2 separate regions of the Homo sapiens genome follow, and region 2 is linked to region 1. Evidence: chromatin loops called from intact Hi-C (ENCODE). Cell type or tissue: CD14-positive monocyte. All regions are shown on one strand. Links, peaks and the distances in the headings refer to the core of each region. The heading gives the core; the rest is flanking DNA.

Region 1 (12,109 bases), core at 1,626-9,625:
CTTACTTTTCCTTCTGGTCCAGGGCCAGCTCTTCCGAGGCTCCAGCCTGCTTTTCCGCCGGGTGTCATCAGGATCATGCTTTGCCCTGGAGTAACCTGAATCATCTAAAAAACACGGTCTCAACCTGGCCACCGTGGGTGAGGCCTGACCACCTTGGGACACCTGCAAGACGACTCCAACCCAACAACAACCAGATGTGCTCCAGCCCAGCCGGGCTTCAGTTCCATATTTGCCATGTGTCTGTCCAGATGTGGGGTTGAGCGGGGGTGGGGCTGCACCCAGTGGATTGGGTCACCCGGCAGACCTAGGGAAGGTGAGGCGAGGTGGGGAGTTGGCAGAATCCCCATACCTCGCAGATTTGCTGAGTCTGTCTTGTGCAGAGGGCCAGAGAATGGCTTATGGGGGCCCAGGTTGGATGGGGAAAGGCTAATGGGGTCAGACCCCACCCCGTCTACCCCTCCAGTCAGCCCAGCGCCCATCCTGCAGCTCAGCTGGGAGCATCATTCTCCTGCTTTGTACATAGGGTGTGGTCCCCTGGCACGTGGCCACCATCATGTCTAGGCCTATGCTAGGAGGCAAATGGCCAGGCTCTGCCTGTGTTTTTCTCAACACTACTTTTCTGATATGAGGGCAGCACCTGCCTCTGAATGGGAAATCATGCAACTACTCAGAATGTGTCCTCCTCATCTAATGCTCATCTGTTTAATGGTGATGCCTCGCGTACAGGATCTGGTTACCTGTGCAGTTGTGAATACCCAGAGGTTGGGCAGATCAGTGTCTCTAGTCCTACCCAGTTTTAAAGTTCATGGTAAGATTTGACCTCATCTCCCGCAAATAAATGTATTGGTGATTTGGAGTTTTTTGTGGGGCGTCTCTTATTTTTGTAAGTTTAAAAATCTATCTATAGAGTCTATCTTTCCAAGTCCTTCCTGTTGGTGTGAGAAGGGGCTGTAAAGAGGCAGGGCAGGGGGCTGCCAGATTGGAGATGTAGGTACCAGAGCTTGGTGTAGCTCAGTCTCCAGGGAGACACTGGGTGATGAGGCTGGGGTGTCAGTTTCCACAGCAGCAATCAGTGTGCAGGTCTGTTGCCAGGGAGACAGGCCTTTCAGAAAGTGTTCCACTCACACCCCTTACTGTCATATCTCAGCACCATTTGAGGATAACGTAGCTTCAAGTTTTACGAAGAGTCACTTGGTGTAGTGGCCATGGTTACATCAGAACGGGCAGACCTCCCTTCCATCAAATGGTTTTTGCCCAGCACTGGAGTCTGTAAGCAGACAAAACTTACAAATATTTTGAGACTCAGCTGGGTTCCCCCAGGTATTTCTCTGCCCTTGCTCGAGGTGACCTGGCTTGTGAGAGTTGGGGTCTGGTGGGTTTGGTCATATTTCCCTCCACAGGTAGGGGCTGAGTCACCCCCGCCAAAGGGAAGGCCCCTGTGTTGCTTGTGCACAAGTGGGTGTTCCCAGTGGCCTAGTAACAGTGGACTCACAGGCAGTTTCACCTCACATGTCCTTGTTTCCCAGGAACGCAGAAGTGTGCCTGTGTGGGTATTATGTAACTACACTGGTTGAGGCCACTAAGGTCTCATAACTTTGTCACCCATATTAACTTTCCTAGGGAAACACCCAAGAGGGCTAAGGTAGTGGGAAGAACACATGCAGGGGTGGGCAGGGCAGGCCTGTAGAGAAGGAGGGCCTCGGGTTCCCAGGCCCTTCAGAGGGGAGTCTGCCCTGTGGCCTTTCTCCAGCCCAGCGTGCTTTCCCACAGCACTGACCACTGTTCTGGGGTATCTTTTCTTCCTGTTGCTCCAGCCTCAGATCCTGTTTTTGCATTGATTAGTTCCTAAGGCCCCCCGAGATTGAGGGGCACCTGTATCTCTGGAGCCTGAGCTAAGCTAGATCTGAAGAGCTCCTCCCAGAAGTTCAGAGAGGCTGCCCAGAGTAGAGAGCAAGGTTTTAGTGGCCTTGGCCAGTCACCTCTGGGAGGGCTGCTGCTGCCCCCAAGTAACTTCCTGAATTTGGGGGTTTCAACTTCATTTCCCAGGCCATCTTCCACACCCAGAAATGGCATGAAAATCTCTTGATACTGTGTCCCAGTTATTGGCTGAGCAAAGTACAGGTTTTTAATCTAATGAAACAGGAAGTTTTCAGTTCATTCAAATTCTTGTGTGTGTGAAATGCTCCTAGACCATTTGATCTTTGGGGGTGAGACCCTGTCCATCTGCCCTCCTAGCAGTTCGCGTGTTTCCTGTCGACTAGTCCTGGAAACTAGGATGCTGGGTCCTCATCTGAGAAAGGAGATTGGGTGGGATTGGGCAGGAGGAGACCTCAGCTGCTGGCAAAGGGAGGGGTGACAGGAGGAGTGTCCTCCTCCTCCCGTCCTGGGAAACCTCATCCAATGGGCAAAGCTGAAAGGGCCTCTGACAGGCCTTTGGGGACCTCCTTATATATATCCTTACGTATATACCCAAGATAATTGGAAACTTAACGTTCACACAAAAACTGGTATATGAATGCTTAGTAGTAGTATTCGTAGTAGCTCAGGAGTGGAAACAGCCTGAGTGTCCGATGACAAATGGAAATGTTCTATAGAATGTAATGAATATTCCATAGAATGGAATATTACTTGGCAATAAAAATGAATGAAGTTCCGATTCATGCTACGACATGGATGAACCTTGAAAGTATGTTGGCTGAGAGCAGCAACTCACAACTATAATCTCAGTCCTTTGGGAGGATAGCTTGAAGCCAGGAGTTCAAGACCAGCCTGGGCAACATAGTAAGAACTGGTCTCTACAAAAAATTTAAAAATCAGCTGGACATGGTGGCATGCACCTGTAGTCCCAGCTGCTCAAGAGGCTGAGATGGGAGAATCACTTGAGCCCAGGAGTTGGAGGCTGCAGTGAGCTATAATCCTGGATGTCAGAGCAAGATCCTGTCTAAAACAAATTATATATATTTATATGCTAAGTGAAAGAAGCAGTCACAAAAGACCATAACATATATGATATGTCAAGAATTTATATGGATGTTAAGAATAGACAAATCCATATAGATAGAAAATAGATTAGTGGTTGATTGGGGCTGGGGAGGTTGGAGGGAAATAGGGAGTGACTGCTAATGGGTATGGGGTTTCTTTTTGGGGTGATGAAAATGTTCTAAAATTGTGACGGTTTTACACAACCTTGTGAATATAGTAAAAACCGTTGAGTTGCATATTTTAAATGGGTGAATTTTATGTTGTGAGTTATATCTGAATAGAGCTGGAAAAAACATAGAGTAGACCGGGCGTGGTGGCTCACACCCGTAATCCTAGCACTTTGGGAGGCTGAGGCCGGTGGATCACCTGAGGTCAGGAGTTCAAGACCACCTGTTGACCAAACCCCGTCTCTACTAAAAATACAAAAATTAGCTGGGCGTGTTGGCAGGTGCCTATAATCCCAGCTACTCGGGAGGCTGAGGCAGGAGAATCGCTTGAACCCGGTGGGCGGAGGTTGCAGTGAGCCGAGATCACTTCACTCCAGCCTGGGCGACAAAGCAAAACTCTATCTCAAAAAAAAAAAAGAAAGTAAAAGAGGGGAGTGTCCTCCTTGGTTACAGGTCGGTTCCCAGCCCTGGCCTGACTTGGGTGGTGTCCTGTTTGACTGCTCACCTTCCAGCGGTGGTCTGGAGACTTGCTCTGCCCCTCCCTACCACCCAAGCCACCCTCAGTCATCCACCACTGCTACCCCAGCATATGTGTGCTTTCCTGATCCTCAGCACCTCTGGACAGTCCTGCTTTGCTCCCCTGGGGAGGGTCTGGGACTCCAGATCCCTTTCTTAGGACTCTTCCAAGCACCTGGGGCTGGCAGAGCCTTGCCTGATGTACATTTCTGACCTTGTGTCCCAGACAGGCCTGGATAGCAGCGCCCCCGTGAAGAGGCCGCATGCCATGCTTTGATCCTGGGCTCCAAACCTACCTAGGCCCCACTGGTGACTCCTGAAGCTGGGGGAGTCAGCCCAGCACCCTTGGCCTTCCTTTGGCTCTTCCCCTTCCTGCCTGCCACCTGTGATTAGGGGGAGGCGAGAGTTATAGGAAGGAAATGAAGGGTGGGTCCCAAAGAGGAGACACTAAATGGAGTGTTTTAGAGGAGGGGGATGAGAAAGAGAAGGAATAGTTGCCACAGGTTGGACAGGTTTTTATTGGAGAGTCAGGAGTTACTTTCCTTCCCTCGTCCCTGCCTCCCCCACTCAAAGAACCCCACTCCAGTGGGGCTTGTCCTTCATCTGCCCCTAGGAATCCCCATCCCCAGCTACACAGGCACTCAGGGAGAGCGCACATGCTGTGTGGGCAGACAGCCCCAGGCCAGGTAGGCAGTGAGCTCCCTCAAATCCTCCCACCCCCAGGACTCAGGAGGGAGGGGCAGGAGAGGTGTGGGCCCGGTGTGCAGTCCTCAGGCGGCCTCCTGAGCTCGCAGCCAGCCAGGCCTTGTGCCTCCAGGATGGATGGTGTGATGAGGCACATGCCCCGTAGCCTTTCCCTTCCGGAGGGCCTTAACCAAGAAGTATCTTGTTTAGGGGCTGGGGACAGGGTGGGGAAGATGACAGGAGGACAGCTGACCTCTTCACCCTGAGAAGGCAAGAGGCACTTCTGGGGAACAGTCCTGGACTCAGATGGCTCAAGGAAGAGGCCAGGGGACTGGGAGGGGCCCGGGGGTTCCTGGGAAGCCTGAGATCCTCTGTCTGGGAGAGAAGCTGATGGCCACAGGACAACCTGAGAGTGGGCACATGTAAATACCGCTCAGAACAGTCTGCAGCCAGCTGAAGGATGGGCCTACCCAGAGCCAAGGCACTCCTGGGGCAGTGCCAGGGGCTGGCCCTGTAGACGCCTCCCAGGAGGACAAGAGTGCTGGCCTGGAATCTGGCCAGAAGTTGGGGTGAAGGGGGGCTGCTGGGCCACAGAGCAGGACCTGCCCAGGAAGCTGTGGTCTCTCACTTGGAGGAAGACAATCCAGGTGGGTATGAGGCCAGGGCCCCCCTCACCAGGCCTTGCCTTTGAGTGGTATCCCCTTCAGAAGATTCCAGCCAACACCAGAGGAGGCAGGAGCAGTAGTCCCAGGAGAGGGCCCCACACATGACCAGGGCCCGAGTTCAGCCCTGACACGACGCTAGGCTTGTCAGGGCCCTCTGCACCTGTGGGAAGAAAGAGGCTTTGCCTCAGCCTAGAGACAGCTGTGCCTGATGTCCCGCCCACCCCACCATGCAAGGAGGTGGGGCAGCAGCCAGGGAGGAAGCTCCTACTCAGAGGGTGCATGCCCCACCATGCTCATACCACCTATGCTGGGGCAGGATACTGACATTCCAGAGCCAGGAGGAAAGTGGGACAGATGCTATGGGCCTTACCTGGCAAGGACGACTGCAGAGCCAGGGCACGCCCACCCGTGGCATTAGCGGTGGCAGAGGTATTGGGGAAATTGGGCAGGGACTTGGAGGAGGTGTGCCCCGTGTGGTCCAGTGTGGCCTGCAGCTCACCTGGCTTGTCCTGGGCTGGAAAAACTGAGGCCAAGACCTCACTGGAAGGAGGCAACTCAGCCTCAGCCTCAGCCTCCTCCTGGGCATGGGGTAGGAGTTCCCTTGCCCCTGTCAGGGACATCTTGGGGTCCAGAGAGTTCTCTGGGCTCCTAGAGGGCACTTTTGTTTTGTCTGTCACTTTGTCTGCTGATTTTGGGATAGGAACATGGGTCGATTTGGGGAAGGTAACTGGCTCCTCATCCAAGGAGGGCAGGCTGTGAGCTGCCAAAATGGAAGGGACCTCAGTTGTTACGCAAGGTGGAGCCTCTGTTGCCATGGAGGGCGGGTCTTTCGTTGCTAAGGAAGTTGGGGCCTGGGTTTCCACAGCAGGCAGAGCCTTGGTTGCCAGGGAGCCTGAGACCTCTGTTACCAAGAAAGCCGGAATCCCCGTTGCTAGGGAAGAAGGAGTACCCATTTTCCTAGAGTCTGATGCTTCAGTCGCCCGGAAGGATGGGGCCTCAGTTACCAGGTAAGGCAAATCCTGAGCATCTTCCGGGCTTCCGATGGGTTCTGATAAGACAGACGAGAACGGGCATGAGTGCTGCAAGCAGGACCCCACATCTCTCATGGCACTGCAAACCAAGTGACGCGACCAAATGTCCTACCAGGACACACAAACACACACATACACTTCTCCAGCTGATATGCCCCTCATTGAAAATAAAAGTTACAAGCCGGGCGCGGTGGCTCACGTCTGTAATCCCAGCACTTTGGGAGACTGAGGCAGGTGGATCACCTGAGGTCAGGAGTTCGAGACCAACCTGACCAACATGGAGAAACCCCATCTCTACTAAAAATACAAAATTAGCCAGGCGTGGTGGCGCGTGCCTGTAGTCCCAGCTACTCGGAAGGCTGAGGCAGGAGAATTGCTTCAAACCGGGAGGCGGAGGTTGCAGGTGAGCCGAGATCGAGCCATTGCACTCTAGCCTGGGCAACAAGAGCAAAACTCCGTCAAAAAAAAGAAAAAGAAAAAAGAAAAGAAAAGAAACGTTACTTCTGGTGATTGACACAGTTGCTCCTCTAGCCACCTCCTGGTCCAAGTCTCTCTACATTCGTACTTGCCCTTTTTCAGGGGACTTCTCCAGCGGGATCGCGGTCCCTCACACGCCCCCAGCAAGACTGGCCTCGCCCGTTTGAAGCCTTCTGACCACGCCCACCGGTCTGGCCCCAGCCCGCTCCTCGAGACCCTAAAGTGTGGCGACACCCACCTCGCGCGGGCCCCCCCGAAGCCGCCAGACTTTCTAACATCCTCCCTTTGAAGGGTTGAAATCCGGCCACTTGGAACGACAGGGCGCCAAAGTGGCTGCGCGTGGGGGGCTAAGGGAGCCGCCAGGGGCCCCCGGTGGTCGCATCCCACCAGGCTCCTTCCCTGCCCACGTCCCGCTCAGTCCAGGGAGGCTCTTAGACCATCCAGTCTGCATCGCATCATTTCCACACCCCCTGCCCCTACCCATCCACCCGTGGACTCACCACAGAGGGAGTTCTTGCAGTGGTAGCCAGAGGGACATTGGGAGCACGGAGTCCCCTCCTGGTAGGGCCGTTTCCCCTTCACGTTCCCCCTACAGGAGGTCAGGAGGATGCTGCGGGGAGGGGGTCGACCCCTCCCAACCCTCTCCCCAACTCCTATACACACACCTACTCTGGAAATGCCCTTGGGTCTCCTGACTGCCAGCCACTGACTTGCTGGGCGAACTTGGGCTCCTCCTGGCCCTCTCTGGCAGATGACAGCAGACCCCCATTGGTGCCTTCACAGCTCCCTGGACAGTATTGCTCCAGACTGACCCCTCTCCTCCCACTCCCTCAGGCTGTGGCCGACTCTGCCCTCCCCTTGGCTCTGCCTGTGCCTTCCCCCTCTCCATCTCCAGGGTTCCCCCCGGCACTCACGGAGGCTCATAGTTGCACACCAGTAATTCGATGTTGGTCTCCTCAACACCCTGGAGCTTCTCACAGAAGTGGGAACCACAGCCGATCCTCTCTGTCTTGGCCCATACCACCTGATGAAGGGCAAACCTAGCAGCTCAGCCCCATGCGAGGTGGCATGGTGCCTTCCTGGCATCCCACTACACCTGCCTTACAGGAGTGGAGAGAAGAGGCACCCTATAGCCTGTGACATCCACGTCCCCAAGGCCATGCAGGTTCAGGACAAAACTCTAACCAGGGGGAGGGATGGGGGAGTTTGTCCCTAACAGTCTACTCTCCTCTGCCAACCACACATACCACTTTGCCAGGTCTCTTTTCCTCTCAAAACCTTCCCTCAGCTCCAGGACTGTGATATACCCTCATTAATTTTTTTCTGTGGGCTAGAAAAAAAGGCCTAGAGGCCCTTGCATTTTAAGTGAAGGATATATCCAAACGAAAGAATCTCAAATGGTAGAATTTTAGACCTCAGCAACAAGAAAAGTCCAAGGAGGGGAGCAGGAGGAGCCATTTTGGAAGTGGAACTTCCCCCAAATCACAGGTGAGCAGGACCTGTTCTGGTTGTTTCTCAGTGTGGGTCTCTTAACTGCTAGAAAGACTTCTATCTTTATCAAACAGAAAGTCCAACAACATTTGTGTGCTGCCATGGGGTGAGACCAGCAGCCTTGCCTTGCTGGTTCTAGGTTCAATCTGCCCAGGAATCTCTGCTGAAATCAGCTGAAGGTCTCCCCGTGTTGAGCACCTTCTGGGCAGAAACGACTCCAGAGTGCATGCACCCTCAGCCCCAGAGAAAGCTGGGGTGGAGCTGGGCTGACTCACTCCCTGCTGGGTCCTGATAACAATCCCTGCAGGAGCAAGTGGGTGGGGGTAGAGGGAGGGGGGGGGTGGAGGGAGAGGGAGGGGTGGCAGGATCCAGAGGGAAAGGGCCAGGAAGGGTGCTGGGCCCTCACAACTTTCTGACCTGGGTGGGTGCTGCTGGGATTTCCTCCCTAAAGATGAAGACTAAAAATACCATGAAAAAGAGACACTGAGAAATGGAATTGGTGGATGTGGGTGGGAAGATGGTTGGTTTCTTTTCTTTTGTTTGTCATGTTATTATTTGTACAACACATAAGCACTGGGAGGAGAAAAAATAATTCAGTAACACTAATGTTAATTCCCCTACACACACACACACACACACACACACACACACACACACATCTTATCTGCAAGCCCAAACTTTCAAAATGCAGTGAGAACCCAGACAGGAGCAAAGTGTGACTGGGGAGCAGGAAATTCTATCAGAAATCTCCCTGAAGCCTTTCATTCAGCCACAATTTGTTCTTCATCGTTATGCATAATTGTTAAATGCAAAAGAAAAACTAAGCAAAATTGTCAATTTGCTTTATTAGTCCCTGGCAGATGAGAAGTAGCAAATTAGACACCATAATAAATGCAAAAGAGCCACAGAGAGAAGTTAAGGGACTATCTGCTGCTGGGGCAAACAGCTCTGCACTATCTGGGGGAAGTGAGGCAGGATCACTTGGAGCCCAGTACAGTATGGCCTAGGACAATAACCATGGTCCATAAAATTGGCTCTGTGACACCTAACATGTCCCACCGTCCCCACCCCTTTTTATTTATTTATTTATTTATTTAATTTTTTTTTTTTTTTTTTGAGACAGGGCCTCCCTCTGTCGCCCAGGCTGGAGTGTAGTGGTGTGATCACGACTCACTGCAGCCTCAACCTCCTGGGCTGAAGTGATCCTTCCACCTCCGCCTCCAGAGCAGCTGGCGCGCGCCACCGCGCCCAGCAAAGTTTTTTGTATTTTTTTGTAGGGACAGGGATCTCGCCATGTTGCCCAGGCTGGTCTCCAACTCCTGGCCTTAAGCGATCCTCCCAGCTCGGCCTCCCAAATTGCTGGGATTACAGGGGTGAGCTACGGCGCCTGGCCTAGCAGACTAGGAGCAGCCGACTCCGTCAGAGTCTTAGACAGCGTATTAGCTGCAGTGAGAGGACAAGATTTGCAAAGTGTCTGAGGGGGCTTGGAGTGAAGCCCGCCTACTTGCAGCGAGGACGCTTAGGAGGGGTGAAGGCAGAGGTGGCCCCGCCCAGGGAGCACGTGGCCCCACCCCCACGCCGCGAGGCTCCGCCCCGCCTCGCCCGCCGGGCCCACACCTGCGTGTAGTGGCCGCACATCTGGCCTGGGCTGCAGGTGGCGGCGCTGAGGTTGTAGTGCTCACGCTCGTGGTGCCACTCCTCCATGGCCAGCGGCACGTCCATGCCCTCGTCTGTGATGGCGAACAGATTCTCGCCGCGGCGCCCGCGCTCCTTGTTGTGGCCCCACACGCACTGCCGTGCGTAGGCCTTGGCGAAGGCGGCCAGCTCCTCGTCCCATCTCTGCAGGGCAGGTGAGAGAAGGGAGGTGAGGATGCCCACAGATGCTGTGGGGACCAAGCAAAAGGTCGAGGAGGTCGTGGGGAAATCCTTCCGGCACCTCCTTAGCAGGGTGACTCTTGGGCATGGCCTAGAACAGGTCTCTGCTCTGGGTGGGCGTCTGTGGGGCGGTGAAGGATGCCACCCCAGGCCGTGGAGCTGGACCATTCACCAGCTGTGTGACTGCACGGATTGTCTAAACTTTCCGCACCCTCAGAGGGCTGGGAAGAGTGGATGAGGTGGTGTTGGTGACAGTGTTATTATTAAAAGCCTCATGTGAAAAAGGTGGCCATACATGCCCCTGCCTACCTCCCAGTCCTCCTTGAACTTCTCTGAAGAGCACAAGATCACGGTGTGATCGATGTTGAGGGGCTGGGTTGTTTATTCAGCCCATTTCCCTACCCCTCAACCATGAACCTGACTTGAGGGCCGGCACCTTCCTCTCCCTCTAAGCCCCCACCCTCCCCTTGGGTCACCCAGCCCCCATGCCTTTACCCTCTGCAGGCTCCCGCCCCAGTGCTGTTCCTAACTGCTCCCAACCCTTGTCAACGGCAACCCCCTTTCTCCAAGAAAATTAAGCGTCTCTATGTGACACTGAATGTCACAGGCCTCTCACCAAGGGGCCTACTTTCAGAGCCTTGGTAACCCACTGTCAGACCCCAGTGACAGTGTTCTCCAGTGGGGACCTCAGGTGAGATGGTGAGAGGGGGAATTTTAGGTTCGGGGCCTTTGCGATTGTGTCCCTGGCTGAGAGGACAGGCCGAGTGTGGGTGGGAAGAGGGATTAACAAGGCATCCGACCCAAAGGATTGAGGAGGGGAAACCTGGATCCCATTAAACGCTGTCCTTGGCTTCTCCTGGAAATCCATGGCCTGGCGGCAGCTCTTGCTCCACCCTATGAGGGCCCAGCCAGCTCTGGGAGCCAGACAGCCCATAAAGCGCCAAGAGCTTGGGTGACCCTGAGGGGAGGTGGCTGTGTGGCCACACCTACTCCCCACCCACTCAAGGCTTTCAGGAGCCGCTGCCTGGCATGGGGATGGGTGCACCTGGCTGGGATAGCTCCACAGCTGTGACCTTGGGTGAGTATCTTTCCCTCTCTGGACATTTTTGTCCCAAATCACTGGCCCCTGAGATTCTCTCAACTCTGGCAACAGTGGGAGACTGGGAGTGGGAAAGGGGCAGGGCGCTGGGGGCCAGGGTCAGGGTGTCTGAGATCACCTGCGAGGTGCCGGGCTGGACTGTAAGTGCCATCACGGTAGGGCATGGATGGATCCCCAGTGTCTGGCGCAGTGCTGGCACATAGTAGGTGCTCAACAGATACTTGTCAACTATTGATGACTGAGACAGGGCCCTTCTTAAAGCAGTCTACCCCTACAGAGCCTGGCTGTAATTTCCATTCTGACTAGATATCTGGAGCCCCACCATTAGCATCATTGCTTTGGTCTTAAGGATTCTCAGTCAGTCATCCAGAGCCCCCTGTGGAGTTTGTAAGACTCTCAGCACCCACCCACATTGGCCACATGGTCACCATCTAGAAGCAAGTCCATTCATTCATTCATTCAACAGTCCTGGGCATTGTGTCAGCCCTGGGACAACAGCAGGAACCAAGAAGCCCAAATTTCCATTGACATAAAAGTCATTTGGGCCACCACATGGTAAATGACAGATGTGCCACAAGTACTATAGAGGCACCAAAGAGGGCCATCTAGCCCAGCCAAAGGTGGAGAGGGAGACACCAAGCTAAGTGTTAAAAGATGAGGCATTAGTCAGCTGGAGGGGAGAGGCATCCTAATCAGAAGGTACACATCAGCAAAGGCATGAAGCTGGGAAACATTTTGGCTGGGAAAAGACAAGCTGTTCAGGTGACAGAAGAATAAAGGGCAAGCGGGAGAGGAGGATGGAGAGATAGGCAGGGGCCAGAACACACAGAACCTTCTCAGTCAGGAGCTGGAGCTTTAACCTGAAGCAGTAGGGAGCCATGGGAGCCACTGAAGGATTTTGAGCAGGGTCAGGCCCATGTGTTGGATTATTCATTCTGACAGCAGAGGCCAGAAGCTGGGGAACAGGTAGAGGCTATCCTAGGAGTCCTTGTGTGGAAGAATGAAAGAAACCTGAACCAGGATTGTGCTGAAAAGAGAAGGGGGTAGGGGTAAGGGTTAGATTTCAAGGACAATTGAACCTTCGGGGTGGCAAAACTGGTGCTGATTAGCTCTGGAGGCTGA
Region 2 (12,109 bases), core at 2,061-10,060, 280 kb before region 1:
TCCCATGCCTGCACTATGAGAAGAGCATGCCCTGGGGAGCTACTGGCCCAAGGAAGATAACAGACATGTGGGAGCAGACAAAAATCCAGACTGAAGCCTGGAACCCACTCCAGGCAACCTTCAGCCTGAAGCTTGAATAAGAAAAATAGATGCTTGTGGTTTTAAGCCACTGAATTTTGCATCATTGTTGTGGCAAAAGCTGATTACTGCAGGAGAGAATTAGAGGAGAAGTAGAAGAGAAAAGTGAGCCAAGAATACGCTTTCAAGAAACTTAGCTGTCAAGAAAATGAGAGCCTGTTGGCCGGGCGCAGTGGCTCACGCCTGTAATCCCAGCACTTTGGGAGGCCGAGGCAGGTGGATCACTTGAGGTCAAGAGTTCGAGACCAGCCTGACCAACATGGAGAAACCCCTTCTCTACTAAAAAAAATACAGAATTAGCCGGGCTTGGTGGTGCACGCCTGTGATTACAGCTACTCGGGAGGCTGAGGCAGGAGAATCGCTTGAACCCGGGAGGCAGAGGTTGCGGTGAGCCAAAATTGCGCCATTGCACTCCAGCCTGGGCAACAAGAGCAAAACTCCCTCTCAAAAAAAAAAAAGAAAGAAAGAAAGAAAGAAAAGAAAAGAAAATGAGAGGCTAGTAGATCTCCTCCTCCATCTCCTCCTCCTCCTCGTCCTCCTCCTGCTCTTCCTCCTCCTCCTCCTCCTGCTCCTCCTCTTCCTTATTGTCACTGTTGTTCTGTGTTGGTGTTTTTGCTGCCCATGATATAAATCCCTTTCCCACATACGGAGAATTTCCCACTCTATGAAACTCATTGGGAAGCAGAGCCCACCTCCTAGTATTATAGCTGAAAATGCCAGCTACTTATTTTCCCAACCTTCCTGTGAACTAAGTCATGGCACATGTTGTGGGCTCTGCTAATAAAATGCACCCACTCTAGACTTCGAATCGGGAGGAGTTTGTGATGCAAAGAAGCAGAAGCAGCACAGAATCCATTCCACTAATGGGCAATGCCAGCATGGCAGCAACCCCCAGTTTGGGAGAATAGCTGTGGCAACAGCAACATTCAGGATCTGGTGCTGAGCCTCTCAGTGTACCTATGGAGTCAAATGCTCATTAGCAGCAGTGGCAGTGTCTTCAGTGACCCAGCTCTGTGTTATGATGTTGGGGCTACCTACCGCCCTGTAAGGAAAAACCTCTGAACATAGTATGGTAGATTGGTTGCATTCACGATCTTAATTCTTCACTGGAGGATCTCATCTTGTTGGACTTCCTCATTCTGACTGGGCTCACCCTTTTGACTTACTTTGGTCAATGGGATGTTAGTAAACATTACCCAAGCCATGGCTTGCAAAGCACTTGTGTGATTGGCTTGCTGTCACTGTTGCTCTCTGCCATTGCCATGAGAACATGTCTAGGCTAGCCTGCTGGATGATGAAAAACATGTGGAACTAGGCCAAGTCTCCCTAAGTTATCCCAGCTGAGGCCATCCTAGTTCAGCCAACAGCCAGTTGAGCCTTTGACGTATGAATTAGCTGAGCCAAAATCAACAAAATTGCCTGGCCAACCAACAGTTGACCTCAGACACTTGAGCGAGTCCAGCTGAGATCAGCTCAGCTCAGCCCAGCCCAGCCCCAGATAAACTGAACCTCACAAACTTGTGTATTAAATACATGTCCATTGTTACATGCCATTGTGGTTTTATGGTTGTTTATGTGATGTTATTGTGACAATATACGGCCAACACACATATGATTCTCCAGATTTCTCCACAAGTCTATGAGCCATGGTTTTTCTGCTTAAATCAGCCAAGAGTTGGCACTTGTTGCTTGCTCTGACTTACACAGAGAAAGACTGAAAGTAAATTAGAGAGAAACATGGGGTCAAGGGAGAAGTTGAGGTAGACGAGACTTCAACATGTTTATAGGCCAAGGATTGGAGGCAGTTGTATTTGTTAGGCTATAAGTGTAGCTGGAAAATAATAGTGCTTTAGACACAATAGAAGTTTACGGTTTTTCTCCCTCATGTGAAAGAAGTTTACAGTTTTTCTCCCATAGGGGTTTCAGCCTCTGGTGAAACTGCCTTTGCAAAACTACGACAGTAAGAGAAATCTGACACAGTTGACTCCTTCTTGCTTCTAACCTCCAGATTCTCCTTGTTCATTCCTATGCATAAGCCAAACTTTGGAAAGAATTTAGTTTACATTTTAACCTTAAAGCAAAGATGACAATAGCCCTTCCCAAAACTAAACCACCTTTGTAAAACTAATAAAAGTCCACAAGGTTAGGATTATGAGAGGGGCCTGAGTTCTACTAAAATGTAGGTGGAGTTAAATGATAACCAGCCACTGTTCCAGAGGTCACAAAATTTGTAACTTCCCCAGTTCCCCTGTAGATAACATCACTACTGTAGAACCTAAGATTGGCCTTTTGAGACGTCTTTTCAGACTTGCATTTCTGAGGACTGGCTGACTCCATGTGGGCTCCTGGCTCCTGACTGAACCGGTCCTGTGCACCCCCCCATCCAGAGGCAGACTCAGCACACAAGGAGTTTTCCACATCCTTATGATGGCATTCCCCACCAGTCAGCACCACCCATTCCCTAGTCCTCTGCTCACCAAACTATCCTCGAAAAACCCTAGCCAGGTGTGGTGGTGCATGCCTGTAATCCCAGCTAGTTGGGATGCTGAGGCAGGAGAATCGCTTGAACCCAGGAGGCGGAGGTTGCAGTGAGCCGAGATCATGCCATTGCACTCCAGCCTGGGCAACAAGAGAGAAACTCTGTCTCAAAAAACAAAACAAAACAAAACCCTAACCTCTGAGCCTTTGGGGAGATTGATTTGAGTAATAACTCCATATCCCATATGATATGGCCAGCCTCATATCAATTAAACTCTTTCTTTACTGCAGTGTCATGGTCTCAGTGAATTGGTTTTGTCTGTGTAGCAGGCAGGAAGAACCCACTGGGCAATTACACTGGGAAGAAGGACAGGGAGAACATGACCTTTCTCTTCAATACCTGGTGGTTTCCTCCATTTTTTTCCCCCTTTCAATCCATTCTCAGGACTTGGTCACATGACCACACTCAGCTGCACAGAAAGCTGGAAAACGTAAACCTTATTCTGGCCAACCGAATTTATAACTAAACGCCCTGTTTCAGAGTGGAAGAAGGGGCAAACAGAGAGTAATAGCCCTTGCCAAATTAAAGAAGATGGAATAATTAATGGGACAACATCTCCGTGGTGGACTTTATTAGTTATTTCCTTCCATATTCTTTTTTAAGGGGGCTCTTTTTTTTGTAGGGGCAGGGCAACTGTGTTCACAGTGTGGGCATAAATCATAATTTACCTAAACAAGTTATGGCGATCCCATTCAACTTTGCCAGAAACTTGCTTTCCCAGCCTCTCCTGCAGCTACATGTGCCATGTGACCCAGTTCTGACCAATGAGCCATGAGAAGAAGACTGCTAGGGGTTTTCTGGGAAATGTTTTACTTCCTATGAAAGAGACAAACATGGAAGAGAGCTTACTGGCACACTCCTGCCTGGGATACTGGTGTGAGTCACTGGGGCAGTCAGCTTATGACCACAAAAGTAAGGCCAAAGGAATTACAGATGCCAACCTAGAGCCCTGACACCTTTTTAAGGATCTGAATACCTTGAGAGATGAGCAGGTGAAGAAGGGGAGAAAAAATATTTGAGGAAGTGGGAGTATTAGATACATGAGAAGGAATGCTTAGCAATACCCCTGGAAAGTTGGGTCCCAGTCAGATCATGAGGGCTTTGTATGAAGTAGTGTGATTTACTGTCAGAATTACCTCATTCCAAGCTGGGGCTGGTTTCCCTGTTTGTCAGCTGATTCACCACCAAAGCATGACAGGCTTTTCTCTTTGTAGGCTTAAGAAGACTGCCCATCTCTTCCCCACTCAGAGAGTTAAAGAACTTTTGTTTTGGAAAATCTAGGCTCTTAAAGGCAAAGAAAAGATCTAGATGATATGGATGAGTAGGGAGTGCTGATTTGAAAAGTTGAGGGTGAATAGAATGGTTCCCAGCTTTCTACAGCATGTGGAATTTCCTTCCCTTGGGGGGAATAGAGAGGTACAGGTTCTGCCCACCGTGGGGGCCTGTGTTTGACTCTCTCCCAGACCCCAGAGTGGCAGAATGTTTGATGGGTTAGCTGAGTGGACACTTGGCTGGGGACTGAGCTCTAAGCCATAGTCTCCAGGGCTATGAGCAGTGGGACCACTGAAGTCTGGACATCAAGCCCTTCACAGTGACCACACTGTCTTGAAGTCTAGAACTCTTCCCTCAGATTCCAAGATTGGGTGAACTCAGGGGGTTCTATGTGACTCCATCAAGGGGCAGGGAAAGAGCAGGCAAAAAAAAAAAAAAAAAAATTGAGATCGAATTTTTCCCTAACTCCCTGAGGAAGCAGGCCAAAACAGACTTCATATTACTTTTTGAAAATAAAGACAACGCGATAAAGCCATCTCTTGTGTTAGTGTTTAGTTACAGTGCAAATTTACACGGTTACATACAAAGCCAAGGAAAAGGAGTGAGAAGAGGTCATAAATTATCTCAATAACTTTTTTAAAAAGTTAATGGAGTTTTAAATAAGAAAATATAGAATGTATGTCTCTAAGAATTCAAGCTTATATATATACAAAATGTCCATTTGTATTTTAAAAATCTAATTAAATTGGCCTGGATATTGCCAGACTAGAAAAAAATTCAATCTCTCTTATCACTGGGGATCCCTCTGGCTCCCAGGGATGACCCAGAATCCAGATGTAGAACCTGGAACAGAAAACCTGTAGCATCACTGGGGGTGCTGACAGCTGCCTCATGCCAGCCCAAGAATGGGGACCTTGGATCCTGCCAGCACCTGCTTCTAGCCGCACATGAGTTGTAGGAATCCTTACTGAGGTTGGAGGAGGGAAGACAGAATCCCTAGTGCTCAGGGTCCAGTCCCCTCTCCAGGTACAATGCTGAGATGTCGCTTTTGAGGTCCTGCTTCCCTCCTTGGAGCTCTGCCGCTGAGGAGTGAAGGGTCTTCATATTCCCCACCACGTAGACAGCCACCTTTTTTTTCTTTGACAAAGAGTAACACCTTTAGCCTGGGCAACATAGTGAGACCCCGTTTCTAAAAAAAAAAAATTAACCAGGTATGGTGTCACGCAGCTGTAGTTCTAACTACTTGGGAGACTGGGGCCCAGGAGGTCAAAGGTGCAGTGAGCCAAGATTGTGCCACTACACTCCAGCCTGGGAGACAGAGCAAGACCCTGTCTCAAAAAAAAAAAAAAAAAGAGTAATACTTTTATTATATATAGAACTCATGCACATTGAAAAAATGCTAATATCCTGATACATTAATATATTAAGTAAAGACATAACTTGCAAAAAGGTCAGTAAAACTGGTTAACAAATACTTCATAAATGTTCAACCTTAGGAATAATCAATAAGATACAAAAATTAAAATATTTTCACCTACTACTAGGTTAAATGAAGAGAATAAATCAAAATAGAATCTTAAAATAGTAATACCAAATGATAGCAAATGTGTGCTAAAACAGATAGGTACATATATTTTTGATGGAAGAGTGAATTAGTAACAACCATTTGATGTTTTGTTTTTATGTCTTTTTTTAAATTTATTTTTCTGTTTTAAATTAATCATGTTTCTCAAATACACACACATACATGTATACATACATAGAGATGTGATAGCCGGCCTCAAGTTTGCCTCAATAATCCTGGCCTCCTGGTATTTACACCCTTATGTTGTCCTCTCCCCATAGTCCCCTGCAGGGTCAGTGAGTGTGACCAATTAAATAGCTGAAGTGATGGATATCACTTCTGAGATTACTAAGACAGTGCAGCTTCCATTTTGGTCTCTCTCTCTCTCTCTCTCATCACTTACTCTGGGGGAAGCCAGTGGCCATGTCATGAGGAAATTCAAGTGGACTATAGAAAGGCCCAGGAGGTGAGGAACTGAGTTCTCTGGCCAACAGCCAAGAAAGAACTGTGGCTTCCTGCCAACAGTCAGAGAGAGCGAGCTTGGATGAAACTTCCCTCCCACAAGTAGAGCCTTTAGATGGCCCCCAGCCCAGGCCAACAGCTTGACAGCAGCCCTGTGAGAAACCTTGAACCAGAACCACCCACCTACGCTACTCTTGGATTCCTGACTCATGGAAATTATGAGATAATAAATGTTTTATATCATAAGTGTCTAAGGTTTGAGGTAATTTGTTACAGAGCAATAGTGACTAATACAAGAGTTCAGAGGGCAAAACAGTCACACATACTTAAAGGCTTTAAAAAGTCCCAGCAGTTTTCTGTCTCGCCTCTTCTTAGCCACCCAGACACATTACCCAGAGGCTACTGACCAAGTGCTAGGCTGCCACTGCCAGATTTCCTGTTAGAAGAAGAAAATAAATTTCTAGTTGTTTAAACTACTATTGTTTGAGTCTCTGTTCCTTGCAGCCAAATGCATTCTTCTTTTTTTTTTTTTTTAATGAGCTGGGGTCTCACCATGTTGCCCAGGCTGGTCTGAAACCCCTGGGCTTAAGTGATCCTCCTATTTAAGGGGAGGATCTTAACCGATATAGATGAATTAGGCTCTAAAGCTTTATAATGTGTTCGTTGTCATTGTTATTTTCCTCCCTAACCCAGTGTTGCAAGAGATCCATCTGAAATGAGTTGGCAGCAACATATTCTACTGAGATCACAAGTCAACTTGATGAGAGCAATTGAAAATAAAAAGTTCTTACCATGATTGAGTAAATCTAAGGTGCCGTCAACTGCAAAATGCATCATTATCTTAGGTACCACTGAAATACAAATATCATTAATTACACTATGCTTCAATGCTTTCTCATATCTTAGAATTTTATTTACTTATTTATTTATTTATTTATTTATTTATTTTTTAAGACAGAGTCTTGCTCTGTCACCCAGACTGGAGTTCAGTGGCACGATCATGGTTCACTGCAGCCTCGGCCTCCTGGGCTCAAGCAGTCCTCCCAAGTAGCTGGGACTACAGGCGTGGCCACCAAGCCCAGCTAATTTTTGTATGTTTTGTAGAGATGGGTTTTTGCCATCTTGCCCAGGCTAGTCTCAAACTCCTGGGCTCAAGTGATATGCCCACCTTGGCCTCCCAAACTGCTGGAATTATAGGCATGAGCCACTGTGCCCAGCCCATGACTGAATTTTTATTGTATGCTTATCAAAATAATTTTTAATACTTATTTAGACATACGGCTTTTGTTTTTGTTTTGGAGACAGAGTCTGTGTCACCCAGGCTGGAGTGCAGTGGCATGATCTCGGCTCACTGCAACCTCTCCACCTCTTAGGTTCAAGTGATTCTCATGCCTCAGCCTCCCTAGTAGCTGGGATTACAGGCATGTGCCAACATGCCTGGCTAATTTTTGTATTTTTAGTAGAGACAGGGTTTCACCCTGTTGGCTGGCTGGTCTTGAACTCCTGACTTCAGGTGATCTGCCTGCCTTGGCCTCCTAAACTGCTGGGATTACAGGCGTGAGCCACCATGCCCAGCCTAGACATAGATTTTTTAAAATCATATATCAATACTTAGAAGAATACTCAACCTCAAGAGTAACCAATAAAATGTAAAAAGTAAGTCTCTCCCTTTCATGTTGGCATCCTTAGCCTACTTGTTTTTGTCTTCATGCTTGTTGCTTCAGTAACAAAATAGCTGCTGAGGCTGCAGGCATCACACCACATTCAAGGCAAGAAAAAGGAAGAAGTGAGAATGGTGCCAGCCACATCATCTTCTCTTACCAGGAAAGGCAAAAGTCTTCCTAGATCTTCCAGCAGGTTTCTGCTTATATGTCATTTGCTAGAACTGTGTGCCATGAACACCCTGGATACAAGCAAAAACCTGGAAAAGCACATATTTTGCCTGGGTCTGGGCTCATTGCCATCCTGAGAGAAAGCAGACTTCTGGTAGCAAAGAAGGTGGAAATAGGTATTGGGAAGGAAGCTAACGGTGTCTGCTACAACACAGCTTAATAAATAGTAGTTTTATATGCATAATAAATAGTAGCTACTCCTTGGCATAAAGTAAAAATAATGATAACAAAAATACTTACATAATTATATTGTGTAAGTGCTTACTATGTGCCAGGAACTGTTCTGAATGTTTTAAATATGTTAACTCATTTAATCTTCACAGCAATTTTGTGAGGTAAATGTTACTATCCTTGGTTTTTTTTTTTCAGTGTTTTTAATTCTACTTTATATACATACAATTAGATTGATCATAATCCCTGGTTCATGACATACCCTCATTGGTCCATGCATGGCTCTCTTTTGTTTACTTTTTAAATATTAGTTATTGTAAATAATATATAGACACCTTCAAATCCCCTGTCCAAAATAAAATTAGTGTCTGGTCAGCAATTTGCATCTGGCTGTATGGTACCCCCAACACATTTTACTTCCTCCCCTGGCCAAGGTGATCATCATCCAGAATTCTGAGCTCATTATCCTTCACTTTGCTTTTCATACAGTTTTAGAGTTTTCTTGCATCTATATAAAGTCCTAAAAATATGTGTGTGTAGTGTGTGTGTATATATATAGAGAAAGATGGTTGTTTTTAACTGTATGTCTTTAGTACTTTTTTCACTTGATATTACATTGTTAAGATTCTACCATATTGTTGTATGTTGCTACAGTTGTTCCTTTTGACTCCTGTTTAACACTCCCATTGTGCAAATATGTAGCAGTTTATTCATCCTGAAACCATTCTTTACTGAAGTGCCTATAACATTCTTATTGATTTTCTCTTTTCTGGTTATTAACTGGTCTAATTCTGTTACATTCAAGCTTTGCATATGATTCTAGCAGTTTTCCAATATCCTTTTTAATGTCTGCATGAAGTCCTGAATCTTCTGCAAGACTTGCAATAATTTCTTGCAAACGACTTGCCTTGTGTTGTGTGTTGTCAGATATTTACAGTGGGCTACCAGAGAGAGGCTGACCAATAAAGATTTTGACTTGATGGGGTCTTGGTGCACACAGAGAGCCCTTCATTTCAGCAAGGAGGAATGTTGCAGGACTGAGGGAGGCAGAGAATGTCAATTCACTTGTGAATATTTTCTTGTCATGATGACTTTTGTTTCCCTGGGCAACCTGGCAAATGCGGGAACTTTGATTGTGAACACTCAGATACTCAGAAGTCCCTACATCTTGGCAAATTCTTTAACACTTCTCCCACAAAAGGTAGAATCTAATTCCTCTCCCCTTGAATATGGCCTTGGTGACTCACTTCTAAAGAATAGTGTCCAGGAAACGTGTTGCTATGGGACTTCTGAGGCTAGAATAAGAAAAGGTGATACAGCTTCCATCTGGCTTGCTCTTTTTGGGACACTCATTCTGGAGAAGCCAGTCATCAGGCTGTGAAGGAGCCCAAAGGAGCCCACACAGAGAGACCATGGAGAAGCCCACATGGATGGGCACTGAGGCCTCCAACTGACAGCCAAGAGCAATCGCCAGGCATCTGAGTGAGTCTTCTAGGAGAGGCTACAAAGTTTGAGGAGAAGTAGCAAGTCATCCTGGACATGCCCTGTCTAAATTCCCCACAATGTACAAAATTAAGCTAACTGTGCTCTGTCTGAAGTCCTCACCCACAGAATCCATTCACATAATAAATGGTTATCTTATGCTACTAAGTTTTGGGGTAATTTGTTATAGAAATTAATAAAATTAGTAAAAAAAAAAATAGTACTGGCACATCCAATTTAAAGATGAGCAAACTGAGACTTGGAGAGAATAAATTCACAGTAAATGGTGAAGCCAAGATTGAAGCCTGGGCATTTGACTTGCAAATTTGCGGATCTCAACCTTGATACCCTCCCTATAATGGCCTATTATTCCCTTGCATTTTCAGGATATCCTTGGTTACTCAGAACACAACTAATTAGCTTACTCTCCCACCCCAGGATTGAACCTGGGAGGGCAATGCTACCACCAAAAAAATACACATGCTCATACTCTAAAAATAACCCACTCAGAAAGGGTTAAACTGAGCTGCAGATTGGCAAATGATAAATGCTTAGTTCAGGGCCTAAAAAACAAAGAGTATTTAAAAATAAATGGCCAGGCACAGTGGCTCATGCCTGTAATCCTAGCACTCGTGGGAGGCAGAGGTGGGAGAATCACTTGAGCCCAGGAGTTCAAGACCAGCCTGGGCAACATAGTGAGACCATGTCTCTGTTTTTTTAAATTGTTTTTAAATTAAAAATAAAATAAACACTACACACTTTTTTCAGTTCAAACACGATGATGTTAAAGTGGGATGAAAGGATAAAAATCAGCTTTATTTTACAATGTTTTGTTATGGTAATGATTTTTTATTTATCTAGCTTTATTTTTCTAGTATGAATATTTTAAACTCTACATAAAGATATTGCTGTGGTTTGAATGTGTTTGACCCCTCCAAAATTCATGTGTTGAAACTTAATCCCCATAGTGGTGGTATTAAGAGATAGGGACTTTGGGGAAGGGATTAAGTCATGAGGGTTCCTTCAAAATGGGTTAGTGCTTTATAAAAGGACTAGAGGGAACTAGTTTAGGTCCCCTTGCCCTTCTACTTTCCTCCCTGTGAGGACACAGCAACAAGGCGTCATCTTGGAAGCAGAGAGCAGTCCTCACCAGACACTAATGCCAGTGCCTTGATCTTGGACTTTCCAGCCTCCAGAACCATAAGAAATACATTAGGCCAGGCGTGGTGGCTCACGCCTGTAATCCCAGCACTTTGGGAGGCCAAGGTGGACGGATCACAAGGTCAGGAGATCGAGACCATCCTGGCTAACATGGTGAAACCCCATCTCTACTAAAAAATAGAAAAAATTAGCCAGGCGTGGTGGCGGGTGCCTGTAGTCCCAGCTACTCAGGAGGCTGAGGCAGGAGAATGGCGTGAACCTGGGAGGCGGAGCTTGCAGTGAGCCGAGATGGCACCACTGCACTCTAGCCTGGGCGACAGAGCAAGACTCTGTCTCAAAAAAAAATAATAATAAAAGAAATACATTTGTATTCTTTATATATTACCCAGTCTGTGGTGTTCTGTTATAGCAGCATAAATGGTCTAAGACAGATATCTTTAATTTAAAACAATTTAAAATGTTGCCAACATTCCAAGATGGAATTGGAATCACTTCCAATTGTGTAGTATTTGAAGTAATATATCATTTCCAGAAATTTTCACAAGTAAAAAAAGCTTTGTTCTATCCCCAGCTACTTCTCATGATAATGTTTTTAGCTCATGGTTTAGACTATGACAGAGTTATCCAGCTGTCCTTCCACATTGCCAGCTTTAACCATTTTGCAGTTAAGAAGATACTGTGTTTTTTAAAAAGCCACACCAGCATAAGGGTAGCCAGTGGGATTTATTTAATGATCTGGGTTTATTAGGAATTCATGAAATAATTATATTTTCATAAATTTATTTTTATTAAAATTGTGCATGGGTGTGTAATATTAATATGTAAACCTTATAATAAAACCAGCATTTCTCTTTTCTTCCTTCCCTATCCCTATTCATACTTTTCACAGGTAACCACTTTCAGTTCTTCTATTTCCCCTCCTATTTATCTCTTTATCTCAAAATTACATGTGTATACCGATATTTATTTTATTTTCTTTTTTTTGAGATGGAGTCTCACTCTGTCGCCTAGGCTGGAGTGCAGTGGCACCATCTCGGCTCAGTGCAACCTCTGCCTCCTAGGTTCAAGTAATTCTCTTGCCTCAGACTCCTGAGTAGCTGGGACTACAAACACAAGCCACCACATCTGGCCAGATGTGGACTTCTTATCCTCTACACACACACTCACTGCCATTCCTCCCAAACTCTTAACTGTATCATCACTAGTGGCTATATCAAGATTACAACTTCATAAGCACAGGTACTCCTCAACTTACGATGAGGTTATGTCCCAATAAACCCATAAGTTGAAAATATTGTTAAGTCAAAAATGCATCTAAGTGGCAAGGCGTGGTGGCTCACGCCTGTAGTTTCAGCACTTTGGGAGGCCAAGGCAGGAGGATCATCTGAGGTCAGGAGTTCGAGACCAGCCTGGCCAACATGGAGAAAC

The links. A loop is a pair of places that touch in the nucleus more often than their neighbours do. Peaks named below come from ENCODE experiments on the same cell type or tissue, not always from the same donor. Only the 100,000 strongest peaks of a DNase experiment are listed, where the experiment ranks them.
Region 2: a loop joins it to region 1, with 4 times the contacts of the local background. A loop is called at or near these places in 1 of 110 quality-filtered maps.

Annotation. Positions count from the first base shown.
Region 1 is chr6:36,956,888-36,968,996 of GRCh38, reverse strand. It overlaps PI16 (peptidase inhibitor 16), which reads right to left. Exons shown (of 7, transcript NM_153370.3): 2 at 9,631-9,852; 3 at 7,437-7,546; 4 at 7,023-7,111; 5 at 5,385-6,062; 6 at 5,035-5,174; 7 at 4,160-4,611. The coding sequence ends at 5,053. MTCH1 (mitochondrial carrier 1) reads left to right here. Exons shown (of 12, transcript NM_001271641.2): 12 at 23-856. The coding sequence ends at 94. Among named protein-coding and RNA genes, the nearest start is that of PI16, 8.2 kb to the right of the region's middle. RefSeq lists enhancers at 4,727-5,351, 5,352-5,977, 9,355-9,854, 9,855-10,356. In CD14-positive monocyte, for the core only: no CTCF peak of the experiment used is centred there; a DNase peak (open chromatin) is centred at 5,886; H3K27ac peaks cover 627 bases; H3K27me3 peaks cover 926 bases.
Region 2 is chr6:37,234,292-37,246,400 of GRCh38, reverse strand. The region is part of intron 1 of TMEM217B (transmembrane protein 217B); the gene reads left to right. All of the region lies in intron 1 of TMEM217 (transmembrane protein 217), which reads left to right. Among named protein-coding and RNA genes, the nearest start is that of TBC1D22B, 17 kb to the left of the region's middle. RefSeq lists an enhancer at 5,914-6,208. In CD14-positive monocyte, for the core only: no CTCF peak of the experiment used is centred there; DNase peaks (open chromatin) are centred at 3,540, 3,820 and 6,120; H3K27ac peaks cover 1,218 bases.